5 separate regions of the Mus musculus genome follow, and all the other regions are linked to region 1. Evidence: chromatin loops called from intact Hi-C (ENCODE). Cell type or tissue: left cerebral cortex. All regions are shown on one strand. Region 1 overlaps Col6a3 (collagen, type VI, alpha 3). Region 2 overlaps Gm35242 (a long non-coding RNA gene). Region 3 has its middle 14 kb from the start of Gm41918. Region 4 overlaps Gm35332 (a long non-coding RNA gene). Region 5 has its middle 20 kb from the start of Gm41918.

What was found. Hi-C counts contacts between places; a loop is a spot of excess contacts. Peaks named below come from ENCODE experiments on the same cell type or tissue, not always from the same donor. Only the 100,000 strongest peaks of a DNase experiment are listed, where the experiment ranks them.
Region 2: it touches region 1 in a loop (5-fold over the local background); 32 of 42 quality-filtered maps call a loop at or near these places.
Region 3: it touches region 1 in a loop (4-fold over the local background); 4 of 42 quality-filtered maps call a loop at or near these places.
Region 4: a loop joins it to region 1, with 8 times the contacts of the local background. A loop is called at or near these places in 2 of 42 quality-filtered maps.
Region 5: a loop joins it to region 1, with 2.7 times the contacts of the local background. A loop is called at or near these places in 6 of 42 quality-filtered maps.

What each region holds. Positions count from the first base shown.
Region 1 is chr1:90,838,873-90,842,872 of GRCm38, forward strand. All of the region lies in intron 1 of Col6a3 (collagen, type VI, alpha 3), which reads right to left. Among named protein-coding and RNA genes, the nearest start is that of Col6a3, 3.1 kb to the right of the region's middle. In left cerebral cortex, a CTCF peak has its summit at 1,596 (motif pointing left); a DNase peak (open chromatin) is centred at 1,571.
Region 2 is chr1:90,649,204-90,653,203 of GRCm38, forward strand. It overlaps Gm35242 (a long non-coding RNA gene), which reads left to right. Exons shown (of 3, transcript XR_387261.3): 1 at 1-78; 2 at 1,143-1,226; 3 at 3,166-4,000. Among named protein-coding and RNA genes, the nearest start is that of Gm35242, 2.1 kb to the left of the region's middle. In left cerebral cortex, a CTCF peak has its summit at 1,649 (motif pointing right); DNase peaks (open chromatin) are centred at 126, 1,746, 2,786 and 3,510; H3K27ac peaks cover 306 bases.
Region 3 is chr1:90,748,097-90,752,096 of GRCm38, forward strand. No RefSeq gene overlaps it. Among named protein-coding and RNA genes, the nearest start is that of Gm41918, 14 kb to the right of the region's middle. In left cerebral cortex, no CTCF peak of the experiment used is centred here; DNase peaks (open chromatin) are centred at 700, 2,307 and 3,368.
Region 4 is chr1:90,689,150-90,693,149 of GRCm38, forward strand. All of the region lies in intron 2 of Gm35332 (a long non-coding RNA gene), which reads right to left. Among named protein-coding and RNA genes, the nearest start is that of Gm35332, 13 kb to the right of the region's middle. In left cerebral cortex, a CTCF peak has its summit at 2,378; DNase peaks (open chromatin) are centred at 1,850 and 2,290; H3K27ac peaks cover 834 bases.
Region 5 is chr1:90,742,420-90,746,419 of GRCm38, forward strand. No RefSeq gene overlaps it. Among named protein-coding and RNA genes, the nearest start is that of Gm41918, 20 kb to the right of the region's middle. In left cerebral cortex, no CTCF peak of the experiment used is centred here; a DNase peak (open chromatin) is centred at 1,734; H3K4me3 peaks cover 566 bases; H3K27ac peaks cover 530 bases.

The DNA.
Region 1 (4,000 bases):
CTGGAATAGTTCCCCCTGAGACCTGAGTCATCTCCAGCTGCTGGTCAATTCTGAAATTAAAGTGGCCCATGAGCTCTTCCTTCCAGCGGACAATTCCCAAAGCACTGGGACTGTGGAAATCGGGGATACAGAGCACATGGTGGGGGGAGGCTCCACAAAGATGGCTCCCAGTGAGGCTTTCCCTGGTCACTTCCAGCTCACAAACAGCTCCCCATATTTCCTGATTGCTAAAGTTAGTGAGGAGAGAGGATGGCACTGGGCACCACACAGCCAGACGCTGCAAGGTGAATGGTGGATGGTGACTTGGCAAAGCATTCTCTATTTGTTTCATTTCTCCCATTTTTCGAACATCCAAATATTTTTTTTTTCTTGAGACAGTTTCACATATGTCACCCTGCCTGGCCTGAAACTCACACTGTAGCCAAGACTAGCCCTGAATTTCTGATCCCCCTATCTCCATCTTCAAAACGCTGGGATTCTAGACATGCGTTACCACTTCTAGATTCCATGGCACAGGGAACCACTCCCCCCCCCCCACACCAAGGAGCTATAGATCCCAGATCCTCCAGAGTTTTTCAAACAACAGTGACTCCGCTGCCACATCTACTCCAAAGAAAACGTGGGAAACATAAGATACCTTTCTTCCACGGTATTTCTTAAGGCCTATTCATCCCACCCTGCCCCCATGCCTGGGTCCTGCGTGCATGCTTGGTGGAATCCATCAGGCAGGCGCAGAACATTGGGTGGGGCTGGCTTTATTACTGCTCCTAACACTGTAGCCACACACCAGCATGTCACCTCTCTGAGTAACACATCCCATGACCCCAGAAAGACACCAAGACAATGTTCTCTGCGCTATCTCAATAGCCAAACAGAAGTCATGAATTTTGCCAACCTGATCTTGAAACTTAGCATCCTGGAGCCTGATTGATAAGCAATCCTGAGACCATGTTGTGGGACAACTAAGAGAAGGTAGCGGTACTCTGAGATGAAATTCAGTGCCTCAGGGCCTCTCTGATAAATGATGAAAAGTCAGAGAGTCGACAATGTATTTTAATCATCAAATACTTAAAATGAGATGTTTATGTGAAATGAGATGGTTATGTGAAATTCTTTCAAATATGTTTCTCTGCTGGGAAGAGCAGCAAAGGGCAGACTGTGCACCCTTCAAGAGCTATCAGATTAGGGGACGTTAATACCTTCTCCGGGGTTCAAATAAGAGACTATACAGTGTGTGTGCGAGCATGCTTTAGTCCCCATGTTTTCCATGGGAGCGCTTATAACTTAGATTCAGGCAATGTTTCCTTTAAAATTTGCCAGTTGCCCGATGCTCTTGACCTGGAATTACTTAAGAGCAGAGAATGTGTTGTATGAAGGCATAATTTCATTTCTGAATGCTCATACACAAGCAAGGAAGAAAAATGGAATTTTAAATGTATGCCCGGCACAGAGACTGGGCTGGAACAGCCAATCCTAGCTGCCACCCACAAGCTGGGGTGTAAATTGTTGACTCCCTATGAGCCCTGAAACCCCACCCTGGAAACCGCCAGGAACTTGGATTTTCCAGGCACGCCAAGGGATACACTGCCCTCTAGAGAAAAGAGTCCAGAATGCATTCCCAGAAGCAGCCATGTGCCCACTCAAACTTCCTTTCCCAAAACAGACCCGGGATATTGGGATGCATTAAGAGTTTCAGTTTTAAAACCTAACATAAAATTCATTGCTACAGAGGATCTCTCTTTTTAAGAACCAGGACCTGGCTGGCACTCCCCAACAAGATACTCACTGCCATGATCGGGATGGCAGTGGGTTTTATGGGGAATTATCACTTGGGGTTTGGACCATGAGCAGCACCAAGAAGCTTTATAAGAGGATAAGCAGAATAGAGAGAAATGTCCTCATGTACTTTAACAATGTGTGTTAGAACCTGGAGCAGGCCTGGAGAGAGGGCTCAGCGGGTGAGAGCACTCATTGCTCTCGCACCGGACCTGAGTTTAGTTCCGATGTGAGGTTGCTCACAACCACCCGCAACTCCAGCTCCAGAGGGATCCAACACCTCTGGCCACTGCAGACACCTACACTGGTGTTCACACCCACACATGTGCGCGTACATGATTAGAAATATTTTTTTTTTAAATCTTAAAATTTGAAGCACTTTCTGGGTTTGGCTGAGCTACCGACGGGATTTTAAAATGTCACTTCCCAAGTCACCAACTATTTGTGTGTGTTTTTACTGCCTGTCTGCCACAGCCAGGACACCATGTGCAGTTCCTGCCTGTGGGTCAGTCAGTGGAGAAAAGCTTCCTCAGTACACAGTGCCTCCTTCAGCCCTGGACATCACCTGCTGCCCATCCCCAAGAGACACCAGATTCGCAGCTTCTTCCACAGAGTTTCATTGTTTGCATCCTGCAAGAGCATCTTACACAACACAGTTGGCAACTCACTAGTGAATTTTCAATCCTGAATGTGGAATTTCGCATAAAAGCAGGTGGTGTCACAGCACATACAGCAGCGCTCTATTTTAGCCACTCTTTCTCCAAGTCACCAAACGTCCGGAAAGAGCGGGAAAGCAAACCAAGCCCTGGATAGTAGTACATGTCTCCACCCACTCCAAAGAAGGAAGGTGGTTTCAGGAGGAGACCGTGGCCTTGAGCACTGGGGTCTGTAGGTTTTACTCCAAAACTAAGGTCAGAGTTCACAGCTCCAGAAGCTGGGTGAATAGAGGAACTTTCTGTACTCTGTGGTCATTGATACATTGTAGATTGTACTGTCTGAAGTCACAGAATTGCAGTTATCATAGGATACAGCACAGTGCAGAGACACAGACAGTTCTCGATCTGAACCATGCTTATCTTGTCTCAGATACATCATTAGGTTCCCAAGCTTGACGGTCTCCACCAGAACGGGGTGTGGTACACACCTCCAAGGTAAGATACGCTCTTAGGCCAAAGGATACCTCAGTCACCCTCAAGGAAGGCACTGGGGCCACACCCTCTAGTTCCCAGACTGAAAAAATCCAGGAGAACCATTCTCTGTCACCCATCCTGACCATCTTCCCCACCCAGTGTCAGCTGAATGCCTTTCCTCTGCTGAGAGAGAGAGAGAGAGAGAGAGAGAGAGAGAGAGAGAGAGAGAGAATATTCCCTTTGTGACAATGTAAAGTTTTGCTTGATGAAAGATGCCCAGACATTGGACCACTGTCCCCAATCATAAATCTCTCTCAAAGAAGTTCTACACCCCATTCCTTCAGCCTCAGCAGAAACCCACAGCACAAAATTCAGGCTATTACTGTAAGCCCTCTGTGCCATCAAGCTGGCCTCCTGAGTGGAATCCCGCGTGGGCCTCCCTTCATTCCCCATGAGTTGTGTACCTTTGTGAAAACTGAGTCAAGTGTCCTATGGCTTTGAACAGATTGTAACAGATGAACAGTCTCCTCAGAGGGGATCAGTCTGTCAGCCCATCCCACATGGAGATCTAAAGGGTCCCCTACTGCTGGCTCATCAACTCCATGGCTCCATCAATGGGAAAGGATGCTACTGAAAGTCAGACACTCAGGTGGGCCCGGCCAGTAGTCCAGCATCTCAGAGCTTCTCTCTCTTCACCCATAAGCCAAGGATGACAGCACTGGAATCTTCTAGCCCAGAATCACCCAGGAAAGAAGTCAAAAAGTCCCAGTAGTGGAAGCTACAGCAATCAGTTGGTCCCATATTGTTTTTGTTAAAAGCAATATGATTTTTATTTTAAAGTCTTTTCCACATTTCAGCTTGCTCTGGGAAGCTGGGAACTGTCCTCAGGTCCCATGAATCCCCTTGAAGCTCTGAGACTCTGGGGTTTTCATCTGGAGTCAGCTCGGGGTAGGGAGAGAAATGACTTCTCTAGGGTGTAGTGTGCCCACTGGTGCTCATACAACTTGTTCTTGAAGTCCACACCAGTCCCTAAGTTTGCCTGGGCTTTTGTGAAATTCATTTTTCTTAGCCTTTCTCCAGTACTCCAATGAACC
Region 2 (4,000 bases), 190 kb before region 1:
CCCGAGTTCCCTAGCCTAACTGTGCATAAAAGTGCTCAGCCCCTCAGGCTTGCTCTTGCTGCAGAGAACACGAACATGGTATGGAACATTCGGGGAGTGAACAGACTTGCTGTGAATATTTGCTGGAGTGTGGGAATCCCTGCAAGGAAAGTGTGTGGTTGGCTGGGAGAAGACTTGAGTGTGTCTGGGGACGGTGGGCTGGATCCGACTCACACTGAACTGCAGCGTGCTGTAAATAGCAGGGCCCACCCTGGGGCATAACTCCAAAGTGTCAGGAAGCTGCTCCCCACACCAGCTCTTCCCCTCAGAGGAAAAAGAACTTCATATGGTAGAAATGGGAAATACACACGAGAACGGAGGCATAGGGATGCTGAAGGCTTTTTCCTATAGGCACACTGGGATAATCAGAAAGGAGGCCATATTGGTTCGTGTTGTCAATTGGACATAAGCTGGAGTCTCCCCTGAGAGGATGGAACTCTCATCTGAGAGAACGCCTCCATCAGTTGGCCTGTGGAAATGTCTGTGGGGCATTTTCTTGCTTAATGGTTGACGAGGGAAGACCAAGCCCACCATGGGTGGTGCCACAGCCAGGATGGTCCTAGGCATCACTTGAAAACAAGCTCAGCAAGCCAAGGAGATCAAGCCAGTGAGTGGGGTGCCTTCTTGGCCCCTGCTTCAGTTTTTGCCCTGAGTCCCTGCCCTGACTTCTCTTCATGATGGATGGGAGCTGTATGGTGAAACATCCCTTTTGGTCCCATGTTGACTCTCCAAAGGCATTTACATCAGCAATAGAAAGGAACACACAGGATGAAGGCCTTTGTCCTAGCTCAAGAGCCATGTGACTGGCTGGGCAAAAAGGGAGAGAAACCTTCTGTCCTCAGTTACCCATGCTTTGGGGCCACCTCAGCACCCAGTCCTCTTGGAATCCCCTATCTGAGGTCATACCAACACATTTCCCACACTCCCTTGGGGATTGATGACAGGTCACAGGTAGATGACAGGTCACAGGTAGATACCTGTGGGTGATTTCCAAAGCACATCACCCCAGTGTGAACTTCCATGCCTGCCTGCCTCTCTGAACTGACCCTCATGTCCTTCTTGTCAAGATTCTGACTAATCCAGGCTAATCTGTTCCATTCCAGAACCTTCGTCGGAGGAGACATCATTTGGCCTTTCAAACAGTGGGTCTCAATAGCTGATGAGTAACGAGAACAGCACGGTAAATTGTAAGTAGCAGTCTGATAGACTGGAGTGAGTAAGGGACAGCAGGGTGATTGATGCAGGCACGTGCTACATGATGACATTGATCTCTGTGGCCATCATGCTCTACACACAAGAGTGAATGCATGCTCATGGGTTCCAAAGGCTGGGCAAGGTTTGAATACAAGAGTGTCATGTATCTTGTGCATTGCTTAGAGCAGTACTGTGGAGACACAGAAGAACTTGGAGGGAGGCAAGTGACACTTTGTAGGTTAATCACCATCTCTGCTCGCCAGTCAATCAAGTAGGCCCAGAGATGCTCTTCCTCCCAGGCAAAAAGATCTTTAGGGCTCTATGTTGTCCACTTTACCTGTCAATAGTTGCTTGAGCCCCTGGAGTGGAAAGGGTCTTGTTTAAGATACTTGCTATTCCCCAGCCTTCCACCAGATGGCAGCCTTGAAACATGGGGAGGTGGTCCATCTGGCAGCTGCTTCAAGTATCTTCAAGTGGGGGAGGCGACTTCAAATCTTAGAGGCCTGGGCCTCTCTCCTTCCTTGCGAAGGGTCACCTCCTGAAAAAACTGTCTGGGTCTGGTTCCTTGTCTGGCCAGGCAGCAGCCGCTTTCTGAAGCACAGGGCATTTTGCCAGGGGCTGTTCTGCAGTCTCAGCAGTGGATTCCCCACCACACTACTGAAATGCCCCAGGCCTACACCAAAGCCAGACAAACTCCAGCCCTTGCACATCCAGCAAGCTATCGTTATCCCTCCCACCAAGTCATGCTTCCAGAAAGGAAGTGAATGCTGGCCTCTGACTTCCAGCCCCTCCCCCATGCCTCCAAGCCTCTTGCACTCACATTCCATAAGATATTCTGTTTCCTAACTGATATTCTTTGTAGTGTGGAGAGCACATCACCTTCCTGGGAAGGGTAGGGCCTTCAGCAGCTTCACAGAGCCTTGGCTGTCATCCCTGTTCTTGTGTGCTCCCCTACCCAATCTCCCCTTGTGCCTCCCTCCCATCTAACACCATTAGGCTGTCCCCTCCTCTCCCTCCTCCAGTACTGGCTACCCATCCCCCATATCCTCTGCTAACATGCAGATGACCCAGGCAAAGGGCCTCTCACCCTTGCTTCTGCACCAGATCTGCCACCGTCCACCACACAGATCTCTGCCGTCTCTAGAAACAGGACCTCACTCAGACCAGCATCTCCATGTGCCCACAATCAGAGTCCAAACCTTCCTAGGCTTTTGGAGCAATGGGGTGGAAAAGGTTTTGGGAGAGAGGTGAAGCCCACAGCAAGGATGGGTAGCTGATGGAAACACAGCCTGTCTGCAAGAACAAGAGAACAGGAGGATTCTTACAGCCATGTTAGCTTCACATGCTGGCCTTAAAGGGGTGACTCATTCAAGGCCAATGGAACTGGGTGGCTGTTGAAAGGGACACTTAAACTACTACCCCAAGCCAGAGAGGACAGGCAACACTCCAGGACCCCACAGTAGTGACTTTATAATGGCTACTTTCTCTGTCCTTCTCCCACCCCAAGTCTGTCTGAGTGCTCCCCAGGGCCTCAGGGAGCTGGTGTGTCTCCTCCAGGCTTCCAGCAGTCTCTAGATGAACCATTACTGTCCCCAGGAAACTGGGCCAGGCAGCCAATGTGGGAGTAGGAATAGGGCCAGGCAGTCTGGCCCTGCAGCTGGCAAGGAGAGCAACCTTTACCAGGCTCTAGATTGTACTGGGTGCTCTTAGATCTAAAATGCAAGTGGGGCTTATCATATGGGAAAATTCTTCATAAATCTGCGCACATGTGCGCGCACGCACACAAACACACACATGTAATCGGACTGTGAGATGCCAGCTGCACACAGCTGGAGCGATATTCCCAAGACAGCAGATGCTGGGAACCTCTGAGGGCTCTCCCAGGATGGCCTTCCCTTCTGGACACCCCTCCTTTCTTTGCCTTATATTCAGAACCCCAAATTAGAGAGGAAGCCTTGTGTCAGCACCCAAGTCAGATGAGAAATGGCTCATGGAAGGAGCACCACATGACGTCCTGGAGTTACCCAGAAGAACAGCAAGTAAGGGACCTTAAAAGGACCCTCGCTACAGGCAGGCACCTCCATGTCCATTTGGTGCCCTGTGTGGAAGCCTTCTGGATCAGCGGGCCTGGAGTTCAATGATGATGGAGCTAGACAGACCTTAGAGCTGAGGAAGCTGCTCTGGGCAAGCAGGGACTATGGAAGCTTCTATGCCAGTCTGAGAACTGTGCGGGCATCCATCTGGGTGGGAGCTGGTGTATCCAGATGGTTTCCATTTTTCTGGGTAACCTTGGAAAACGTGAATCAGAAGGTGGCCACGCTGCCCACAGCTGCAGTGGGGGGCAGGGGGATACTGCCTGTGAGTCACAAGCTAGGCTCTCCAGAGCTGTTTTCCACATGTCCATCTAGGGGACAATTCTCTACTGGCAGTTCAATTTCTTCAGTCCCCTGTTTTCTTAGGACCAGGGTGAGTGATATGTTTGCTCTCAGTGAAATGACAACCTTGTGGCATCACCCCCAGCACACTTCTGGAACTGATGAGTCCAGCCTTGATGTCCTGGGCAAACCAGAGAATAGATTAATCCTTTCAGGGCACAGCACAGTCCCAGAAGGCACCACTTGACCCATCTCTCAGGAGAAAGCAAAGGTGAGGGCCTTCAATGTAGAAGTCCATTTTCAAACTCTCTAAGAAGACTCTCTGCTCCTGAACACTGCCCATTGCATTCCTGATCCTACTCTCCTAGTCCAGACTTAAAGAGACCCTAGCT
Region 3 (4,000 bases), 91 kb before region 1:
ATGTGTACAGACGCATGTGACCATGCACATGCCTGTGAAGATTAGAAGTCAACCTCAGGTGTCACCCTCAGCTGTTCATCTTGAAGCAGAGTCTCTCACTGGAACTGGAGCTGATGAACTGGCTAAAATGGCTGGCCAGTGAACCTCCAGGAGTCTCCCATTTCCATCTCTAAATGTATGTGCCAACATGACCAGCTTTTCTACTTGGACTCTAGAAACTGAACTCGTGGCATGCTTGCACGGCAAGCATTTGGCCAGCTAAGCAGTCCCCACACCCCTATTCTTCCACCTTTGTTGTTACATCATCTCCATCAGATAGTTCAAGATAAATTCAACTCCATTTTCAACCTCAAGTCCCTATGCTATGTAACATGACATGTTTACATACAGGTCCCAAGGTCTGAGATAGAGGCATCTTTGCAGGGCCATTCTTCTATCTACAGAACCCAGATCACAAGGCTATCCAGTGGCAGAGTATAATCAAACACAAGTCTAACTTCAGGAGCCACCAACTGCTCCATTCTCCTGACTCTGTCTGGTCACCCAGCATGCTGCTCTTTTGCCCTGTGACTTCTGGGACACTTCCAGCACCCCTGCAGCCCAGGCCTCTGTGTTCTTCAAAGCTCAGTATGGCTTTCATCTCTACCTTGGAGCGTTTCCTGGGCAAACTTGGCTGCTGAGCCTGAAAGTCGTATGATGAAAACTCCATCTGGAGTCTCCCCTGCCTCATGGTGACAGTCTGGACTAGAATCTACTTGGCATAAAGCACACAGCCAAACTCTGGGCAGTCCCGCCCATTTCCTACCGGCATCCCTGTGCTTTCATCCCTTAGGCCTAAGGAGAACAAGGAAGGTCTTTCTCCCACCAGAAAGCTTTGCACATAGACAGAGGATGGAGCCACAGGCTCCTTCCTGCATCTTCTCTTTGTCATGTGGAACCTTACTCTCAGAACACATTCTGGCAGATTCCCTACACCTGGGCACAGTGTCCTCCACATACTATTGATTCTGTAAAGCCATACAGAGTGGCAGTCACATAGACATGTTCTAATCAGCCTTCCTCCTGGATACCTCACCATTCTCTGCATGAGATCAAACTAGCCTTCTGTCTGGTTCATTGTAGACTAAGTTCAGTCTGTATGTGTTCTGATTAAACTGGGTCAATGTTGCAGTACACTAGTGCCATCCTTCATCCTATAGTGGGAGGTAGATCAGTTGTCTATTTTAATCAATCAATCAATCAATCAATTAATTTTGAGACAGGGTTTTTACTTAGGTTTCTGTTGCTATTATGAAACACCATTACCAAAGCAACTTGAGGAGAAAAGTAGTTGGCTTATGTTTCCATATCATTGTTCATTGTTGAAGGAAGTTAGGGTAGGAATTCAAACAGGGCAGGAATAGGGAGGCAGGGACTGATGCAGAGGCCATGGAAGGACACTGCATACTGGCTTTCTCTCTATGGATTGCTTAGCCTGCTTTCTTTTTCTTATTTTTAAAATTTTATTTATTTTATCCATGAGTGCTCTATCTGTATGCCAGAAGAAGGCATTAGATCCCATTACAGATGGTTGTGAGTCACCATGTGTTTGCTGGGGATTGAACTCAGGACCTCTGGAAGAGCAACCAGTGTTCTTAACCACTGAGCAATCTCTCCACCCCTCAGTCTGCTTTCTTATAATACCTAAGACCACCAACCCACAAGTGGCACAACCCACAATGAGTTGGGCTGCCCACACCAATCACTAAGAACATGCCTAGGCCTATAGCCCAATCTTATGGATCCATTTTCTCTTAACCTCTGAGCCATCTCTCCAGCCCATGGATCCATTTTTTTTTTCTCAATTGAGGTTCCCTGCTCTTGGATGACTCTGGCTTGTACCAACTTGACATAAAACTAGCTAGCACACAAGGTCTCATTATGTAGCCCAGGCTAACCTGGAAACTCCTTGGGTAGACCAGGCTGCCCTCAAACTCCTAGAGCTGAAAGCAGAGGCAAGTGCTACCACATCCGGTCTGACTTTTATAAATCAGGGTCCTTCTGTCCAGATCTCATCCCTTTTTTCTCAGCTTCATGGCATCCATCCGTGAGAATATTCTCTCTGCCTTGTTTTTGTCCACAGCACTGAATCAGGAGCAGAGCTCGGCAACCCACAACCAGAGCTCTGGCTTAGTGAATCAGGGATTCCGCTGGTCACCACTAACCAGTCAGTAATACACCTCACTGCACGGCCTCCACACACAGCTCCCCGCTTGGCTGCATCACAGCGTCAGGAACTGTCAGATGCCCTAATGGAGAACAGATGCTGTAAAAAGCAACCACATTCCCAGGGCCATGCTTGCCAAAGGAGGAAGTGAGTTCTGTGTGCAGTGGCCACTGCGAGTGGAGGCAGTGTTCTCCCTAGATCTTCCACTAAGCACAACGGAGATAGAGATGACTTCAAACAAGTCCTGAATTCAAGATGACACTTGGCTCCCTTGAAGCCTCAGATAGAGAAGCAGAAAAGACGAGTTCTGTTTTGTATGCCTTCGGGCATTCGGGAGCACTCTTGGTTTTCTGCAAATAGCATGAGCTCTGTATCTGTCCTACGTGTCTCTGATTTAAGGTGGGCATCAGTGGAGCTGAGCTAAAGAACCTGCGTGGTGGAAACTTCCCTCCAGTGCTGTGTGTGGGGCGACCATAACACTATCCCAGCACACCTTCCATGACCCAGGCTGCCCTGTCTCAGACACACCACACACCTTTGGCAAAGATGGGACAATTCTAATCAAAATAACTTCCTTAGGTTCTAGGGGAGGTTGATGGAGGAGGTATGGATGGAAAAGATTTAAATACATTGTATATACATGCATGAAATTTTCAATCAATAAAATATTTTTTAAATGCATCATATGCAGTCAGCTCTGAAGTTGCTGACAACGCAAATGGTTGCAAATGGTATATGGGTGATCTTGAGAGAGCCCCTGTCCTGCTTTATCTTTATAGGACAAGTTCTGTACTTCACAGTTCAAATTACTTTTAGGAAAGTGCTTAAGTTATGGCTCTAGCATTTGGCGGCGGGGGCGGGGGGGGGGGGGAGGGGCAATGTTGCCAAGGAAAAAGGTATCCAGAGATGTTGACAGGACATCTCTGCTCACTTCCTGCATGCCCAGGCCTGCACTCAAAGCTGAGGGATGAGCTGAAGCCGAGTCCCTGGTCTCAAGAACATCTGATGGGGGACTCTCACAAGTGGACAGTCACGTCTGCCAGTCGATGCTGCTCAGTCACCAAAGAGAGAAACAGAACATGGTGTGGCTGTGTTTTCTCAGCCTTCCTCTGACCACACAGAGCAGCTGTTGGATGTGTTTGAAATCTGGTGATGTGTGAATTCCTCGCTGTGCTTCTCTCCATCTGTCTGCCTCCCACCCATTTCTCTCCATCCCCTCTCTACATGTATAGCCTTGACAGTTAGTCTGAATCTCTCAGAACTTGATTCCTCCATCTGTGCAGTGGGCTTATTGTGCCCTCCCTGCCTCTTTAATGAAGCCTTCATCATCACTGTATCATCTTCCCTTTGTGCCCTCTTCATGGGCCTGCTGGGAAGTAAAAGGAAATAATGTACGTGAAATTGCCAACCCAGTGCCAAGGCTAGACAGCAGGGTTTCTATGGCAAACACAGCAACAAATACTTTCCTAGAAATGAATCATGGCTAATTCATACAAGTTTCCACAATGGCGGTGGATGCTTTTGATCTCAAGCTTAGCCTTCGTCCTTATGGTGTCAGAGCAGTCTCTAGGTCACGAAGTCCACGCATCTGGACTACAGTTGGCTGATATGCAATTGCTGTGGAATAATAAATGGAAGTTGTCCAGATTTTCAGAAATAACATTCTCCACACTAAAACATATCATTTAAAAGTAGAGACCAGCAGAACGGCTCGGCAAGTTGGGCTTAATGACTTGAGTTTAATCTCCAGGACCCACAAGGTAGAAGGAAAGAATTGATGCCTGAAAATTGTCT
Region 4 (4,000 bases), 150 kb before region 1:
ATTTCACTCACTGTTCCATATAATGGCTCATCAGAAGCAGTGAGGGCAGGAACTCAAGCAGGCAGAAGCCCAGGGCAGATGCAGATGCAGAGGCTATGGAAGAGTGCTGCTTACTAGCTTGCTTTTTATAGCTTGCTCAGCCAGATTTTTTCTTCTTCCTTCCTTCCTTCCTTCCTTCCTTCCTTCCTTCCTTCCTCCCTCCCTCCCTCCCTCCCTCCCTCCCTCCCTTCCTTCCTTTCTTCCTTTCCTTCTTTTTTTTTTTTTAAAAAAGATTTATTTATTTAATTTATGTATATGAGCACACTGTCAATGTCTTCAGACACACCAGAAGAGGGCATCGGATCCCATTACAGATGGTTGTGAGCCACACGTGGTTGCTGGGACTTGAATTCAGGACCTCTAGAAGAGCAGCCTTAACTTCTGAGCCATCTCTCCAGCCCTCAGCCAGAATTTTTAAAATATTTATTTATTTATTATTAGATGTTTTCTTTATATACATTTCAAAATCCAGCAATACCTCTCCTGGGCATATACCCAGAAGAAGTTCCAACTGGTAATAAGAACACATGCTCCACTATGTTCATAGCAGCCTTATTTATAATAGCCAGAAGCTGGAAAGAACCCAGATGTCCCTCAACAGAAGAATGGATACAGAAAATGTGGTACATTTACACAATGGAGTACTACTCAGCTATTAAAAACAATGGATTTATGAAATTCTTGGTCTCGGTCTTAAAGAAACAGGCTTTCCCCTCTCCCAGCAGCTGTCAATTTCCAGTAGTTGCTTAGCTGGACTATGATCAAAATACATTGACTCTCAAAGAACTAATAAAATGAGGAAAAGCGAGTTGCCTATTCTATTAGGGTTTTTATTGCTGTGATAAAACACTGTGACCACAGTAACTTATAATGGAAATGATTTAGTTGGGCTTATGGTTTCAGAGGGTGAAGATCCGTGATGGCGAAGCAAAGGCATGACAGCAGGAATGGCTGAAAGCTTACATCTCTGTCTGCAAGCAGGAAGCAGAGAGACCACCCTTGGGATAGTGCAAGTCTTTTATTGTGCATATTTTTGTATTGACAGGTGGTTTACATATATGGTATGTCTGTGGGAGGGATTTGATTGGTACGGTATGTGTATGTCATGTGTGCATATGTGACATGTATGTGTGTGACATGTGTGTTTACATATCTCTGGTATATTTTGTGTGTGTGTGTGTGTGTGTATGTGCATTTGTGTGGCTTATGCATGGTGTGTGGTATGGCATGAATATGGTGTGTTTCTGAAGTGTCTACAAGATGCATGTATTTGGCATGTGGGCCAGTGTGGGTGTTTCAGGAGAGCCATGAAGGAGACCACAGCAATCAAGAGAAGTCAAGGGTGTTTAAGGAACCATATCCTGACCAATTTGTTCTGTTCTACCCTGACTGTCCCGGCTTCCTGTGACCTCTTGTCTTCCACAGTGACATAATGAGAATCCCCAGACAGCCTGTTATTCTCACAGGGCTGAGGGTGTGGAGCTGGCTTGGGGCTCAGCCATGACCAAGTTGAATCAAGCAGGGAGACAGGAGGATGAGGTACTGGGTTTTATGGCAGGCCTGGAAGCTCAGCTGCTCAGACTTGGGAGACCCATCAGGGGGAATGACTGCTTTTCAAACAGATGAGAAATATGGACATGTATGATTAGCAGTAGTGGCCAGCAGCTGCTTCTCATCACTAGTTTTCAGTGAGGACACATGTAGCAACAGCTATATATCACTCTGTGGGCTCGGGACCCTGGGAAACACTGTATCTTAGAGACGTTAGTAACACAAAGAATGACTCAGGCAGGTCTGTGTTCTCAACACCTCCTCCCCCACACTGCTGATTTGGATCCTCCTGGCTGAGGACTCCACAGACACCACAGGGGCCTGGACATCTGCTGAGCACAGGACGGACGGGAGAAATTGAGAAGTACCCTCCTGCCTTTGAGGTTATGGGGAGGGGAGACTTGGAGCATAGGCCTTTGTGCTATAGGGTAATTCAACAACGGAAGTCTCACATTATTGAAATCTGGAGCCTTTTCTATTTCTGGCCTTGGAACGCTGCAGAATCCAGCATGTGGTGACCCTCATTGAAGAACCTTTTGGAGGCCGGACTGGCCAGCAAACTAGGGACGGCAGAGCTCTGTGATTTACTTCCAGCTGGACAGAGACTACATCACAGCCAAGCTATGTCCTCGTGCCACCTCCACCCCTTGCATCGGTTTTGCTGGGGCCCATCTGGCTTTTGTGGAACTGATCATACTAGAAACAGAACTGTGGGAGAGGCTGCAGAGGAGGGCTTTGCTAACAAGTTAAGGAAATCTCAGGCAAATATTCAGTTTATTTAGAGGCAGCCAGCAGGGGCAGTGTAAATTCAAAGATCAAATATGTATGTGAGCCTTTTCCATACCCCATAGCAACAACTATACATTACACAATACTCCTCTTAGTGTCCAGAAGTCACTTTTCTCAGAGCAAGCATCCATTCATGTACTTGACCAGAGTATAGCTTCTGCAACGTGGGTGGTACAGAGATGCTAAGATCTCCTGCTCTAGACAGAGACTGAGAAAAAGAAATGAGAAACACAGCCCAGGCTCACTGATGACTACACAATAAAATTTATGGACTAACTTAAGTAAAAAAGGGAAAGAAAAACCAACCCTACTACCTAGGCATCAAAATGCCCCTCTCCCTAAACAACATGCACCAAGGTGCAAGGAAAGAATACACAGAAATGAACTCAGCATCAGACTCAAGGTCCAGCAAGGTAGAAAAGAAATAACTCCCAAGGCAGGATGACAGAAGCAATAGCATCCAACGCAAGAGGATAGAACTGTAAAGAAATAATCTTCTAAAGAATTCTAGAATTAAAAACCATTAGCGGAAAGGTGGGGCTCAATAGAACAAGGCACCTTCTCATTAAGAGCAAAGTGCCCTGTTGGTTCAACAAGCAAGCACAAAGGTGGCCTGCATCTTAGAAGGAGCACCTGCTGCACAAATAAGTGACAAGAGATTAATGTGTGTGACAGGCACAAAGACACTGTCCTCAGTTCAACCCTGTGCCAAAACACCCCAGCCAAAAGCAGCTTTGCGTTGGTGACCTGTAGATTGGTACAATACAGGGAAATGCTGAAGACATGCAGAGCCTACATTGCCAGCAGCACAGCCTACCTTTGGTCTCCCAGGAGTGTAGACTTGGGAGTTATGTTCTACAAAGTTACCCTTGCTAGGGGAGATGAATAATGGTTTTCTCAGGCAAACACTAAGGGATTCCTGTCAGTAGACCCAGCCTAGGAGATGTGTTTGTCTTCAGTCAGGAACTGTGAACTCCATGAAGAAAGGAAGCGATGTGGGAAAGAAAGATAATGAGGGTAGAACAAAGTCCCCACCTTTCCACATCATATTCCTGATCGATTTAAAGATAACTGTGTAAATTGGTCATAGGTTCCAGCATGTTGGAGTTGTATAGTAGGTACAGAGAGGAGCTGGTGTGTGTGTGGCGAGAGCTGGATACTCTGCCTCAAGGTCCCTGAATTGTTATTTAAGGGTGGGCACCGATTGTTGAATATTTCATTATTGCAAACCCTGCAGAAACTATTAAAAGATTTTAAAAGTAGGTATGAACATGAGGTCACATAGCCTCACATGGACTAGAGGGAAGGAAGTGCTGCTTCCGAGAACATGGGTAAAGGTACCCTCCCCTCCCTTGTCCTTCAAGTGCAACAAAACCCCTGGGTGTTGTATGTGAATGTGTGCAAGCATGTGAGAACTCTGAATAGCAGAGAGATGACTGCACACTATCTAGGAAGTGCCATGCTCCAAGAATTCCTGGGGGTTTTGCAAACCTCAACTATCCACCTTGGTGCTGGCCACCCAGAAATTCCAGTGAGCACGTGAAAGGGGACCCACAGCAGGCAGCAAGAGGAAGCCTGGCAAGACAGAGAGCTGTAGTGAGCAATTGCTCTTCTGTGTCAG
Region 5 (4,000 bases), 96 kb before region 1:
TTCCATTTGTGTCCTACTTAGTTATACCTGAACACTTTGTTTGGATTTTCATCTGAGAAATGATAACACTGAAGGCTCAGAGCTGGACCTCAGACCACGCATCAGCCTTTTTGTGGTTCCTTGGCCTCAAAGATGTCACCTTCGTTTTGAGTCTATTCTCAGGGGGTTAGGATGAGAGCTAAGCATGGTAGCTCACAAGACATGCGCAGCTCAGCAGTGCCCGACACACCCAACCCACAATTGATTTTAGTTGCCATTAGCTTAATTATCATGTGGGTTCATTATTTCATCATAATTAACATATTAACCTTGTGGTTTATACACACCTCAGCCATGGTTATCTGATATCCGTCTCTCCTTGTGTGCCTTGTTCTGTGGAAATTGTCAAAGTGCAAGAAACATCTGTCTCCCCTGACTTTTTGTGGTCCATGAGTCACGCTCCTGTAAGATCTGGCAGATGAGTACCAGCTTCTCAGGTGGTTTGCAGGGGCTCGACAGTTAGTGAGGGGACATATTTGTAACCAGGCAGAACCCTGTAGCGTCTGATGTATTCCAAGCAACTGTCCACTCGCAGGTGGCGTCATCTTACTGACCCATGGAATACTTCACTTGTAATAGTGACATAGTCTGGACCAAGAATTAGCAGACTTTCTGACAAATGGTCAGACATGGCCCAAATGTCATGTGAGACTTTGCAGGACATGTAATCATGAACTTTATAAAATAAGCTGTGGACAAAACTTAATCTCTGACCCCCCATTTGCCAGCCCTGATACCAGGTTTCCCTTCTCTTTCCATTTGTTCATCAGTGAGGACAGACTCTAGAATGACTTCAGCTTTGTTAGAATTACATTAAAACCTAGTCTTGTTTTCAGGTTTTAGGACATTGAACTTCTGCAGAGATTTGGTTGAAAAAAAAGAAGAGATAGTTTACTACAATGTTTTGCAATAGTTTACCACAGTGTTTTGAAGTGTATTGTGTATAGGCACTTGTGTATGCTCACACATACATGCCACTCACAAATATAACACACACACACACACACACACACACACACACGTGCATTTGCCAAACTCATAAACACATGTACAGGCACAGTACTAACAAACACAACCTCTCAGACATGTCCACACACATACACACTTGTACACTCATACACACCTACTCATACACACACACAGACATATTCACATACATCTACATTCATGTTCACACACACATAATCTCACTCTACTCACACTCACCCACACACATTCTCACTCATACATACACACACACACACACACATTTGTACACTCATACACACCTCCTCATACATACATACACACACACTTATTCACATACACCTACATTTATGCTCACATACACACACAAACTCACTCTACTCACACTCACTGGCACACATTCTCTCTCTCTCTCTCTCTCTCTCTCTCTCTCTCTCTCTCTCTCTCTCTCACACACACACACACACACACACACACACACACACACACATACACACATGCGCGCGCTTGTAATCCAAGCACCAAGCAATCCATCAATGAACCCGTTTCCATAGGAACCCGTGAGAACAATATGCATGTCCCTCACAAGCACCAGGTCTTGCTGAGGAGCTTGACTTCCCATCAGCCTTTTCTCTCTGCTGCCCTCCCCCTCCTTGCTCTCTCCGCGGCTCCCCGGAGCTCCCAGGCTCCTGGAGCTCCCTGGATGCTTTTCGCCCTGCTCCCACTCGCTCTTCACCCGAGGGCCTCTGGGATGAAGGTCAGACATCTGCTTTCCATCTTCCCCCACTGTTTAGCTGAAGCCGGGCGGCCCAGATTTCCCACTCATAAATCATTGCTCATCTGGACCATGCTCGGCCACGCAGCGTTGTTTACTCAGCGAATCTCCTTTTATAGAAGAATGGACCCCTCCCTCCTCCTCTTTCCACCCAGGACTGCCATCTTCTAGGCTGATCATTTTCTCAGCCAGCTTTAGAACAATGGAGAAGAGAATTCATTTTAGTCTGGCCTTTGCTTTGACTATTCTAAAGTTAGAGTTATATCACACTATAATAAAAGCCCAGAGAACTCAGGAAGTATTGTATTGTAGAGGGAGCTAGGATACTTGGTATTTTAAAATACAGAAGTAGAGGGGCAAATAGTGAGAGCAGCCATGTGCTAGCTAATGCTAGGGGTGTCTGTTTCCTTCGTTCTTTTGATGACCCTAAAATCTAGGTGCTGTTAGCCTTATTTTACAGACAGGGAAACTGAGGCAGGAAAGGCTAAGGAACTTACCAAGACAGCTAGGCTAGGATTCTCCTGTAGCAAGAAGCTATCCTATATTAAAGTCTGGTTTTTCAGCCCCGGATTCAACTGCCTTTTTTTTTTTTTTTTTTTTTTTTTTTTTTTTTTTTTTTTTTTTTTTTTGTATCTTCCAATGTAACATTGTCTTATTCTTTGTGTCTTCAACTGTAATATTGTCTTATTTCCCAGATAGTGAAGCAGAAGCACTCAGGTGTAAGGGAAGCTGTGGTGGCCATTTCCCAACTCCTCTAAAGTCCTTATTCCTGTGTGGATCTGTGCTGCTGTATGATTTCCAGCCGATGCCCACAATGGCCTCTACTTCCTCTAATGCAGAGTTTAAACTTAGAAAAATGTCTGAGGATAATGGGACATTCAGCTCAAACCCAAGCCCAGCTTCTCCTCTGCTAGCTAGCTCTTGCCACCTGCTCCAGATGTGCAGGGCAGGGCTTCCCCATCCAAGCAGACAACATCAGCTGGGTGTGATACAACCCAATACAGCTTTGAGACCATCTGCCTGGAGGAGGCCTCTCAGGGCTTTGTCCCAAAGACTGCTTCCACCTCCAGCTGCTGGCCATAAGCCCCATTTATGTGACCTGAGCTCCTGACCCACCAGCCACCAACCGGCTCCTCTTCCTCAGACTCATTAAAATCACTAAATGGCTCCCAGAAGGTTCAGGGGCTCCATTTACTAATTCAGCACAGAGTGAGGTGAAGGAGAAGAGACATTCTTATCACAACACTACTTTATTTCCACATTTCATAGCTGCGTGGAGAGAGTATGGGTTTTCTTAACAGCCTCACATCATGGGAGAAATAATATGACTGTCACATAACGCTGTTACTAACCACTGGCCTGTCACTCAGATGTTTTTTGCTATAGTCATAATGTTGGTCGCTTGAGAGGAGCCCAATTGTAAATGTAAATAATGAAGGCCAAAAACGTGGAGTCTTGTTCTATTCTCAAATCATATTATTGGCAGTTAACTCATACGTGAACATCCAGTCGGAGTTTTTCATATTTATTCAGAACTAAATTTTGTGGATTGGGAGTTGAGAAGAAAAGACGGGTTAATAAATCTGACTCTTGTAATAAAGCTCTTAAAAGTTACCAGCTGTTACAGAAAGATCGGCTGTTGGGGGATAGAAAGATGGCTTGGTGGTCTAAGTTTGCTGCTAAGTCAGAGCTCATGCAAATGCAGGTGGGTGTGGCAGCCTGACTGTGAGTCTAGTCCTAGAAAATAGAGATAGGCAATGGCCAGAGGAAGCTAGTGAGAAGAGCCCTAGCAGCAAGCTCCAGGGTTGGTTGAGAGAGGTTGTCCTAATGAATGAGGTGGAAGGGAGATCAAGGACGATTCCCAGTGTCAAGCTCAGATGTCCATGCGCACACATACCCATGTGTATGTGTGTATATGTGTGTGTGTGTGCACCCACATACACACTTATGTCTTTGCACATGCAAATGTTCGTATCCATACATGCACACCACACCAGCGCACATAAAAATGGGAGGAAAAAGATTCTTGGGCACATAAGTGACCATTAGTCTCACCACATCACTTTCCAAACCCAGGGGGAAGGAGGGGGCGGAAGTCTGCAGAAACCAGAAACTCCAATGTCCCAAGAGCTCATTACAAACATTACAAAAAGTCTTCAGCTTTTCAATACAACAAAAATGTAGGCTTTGCTCTCAACCCCCTCTGCAGGATAGCAGGTC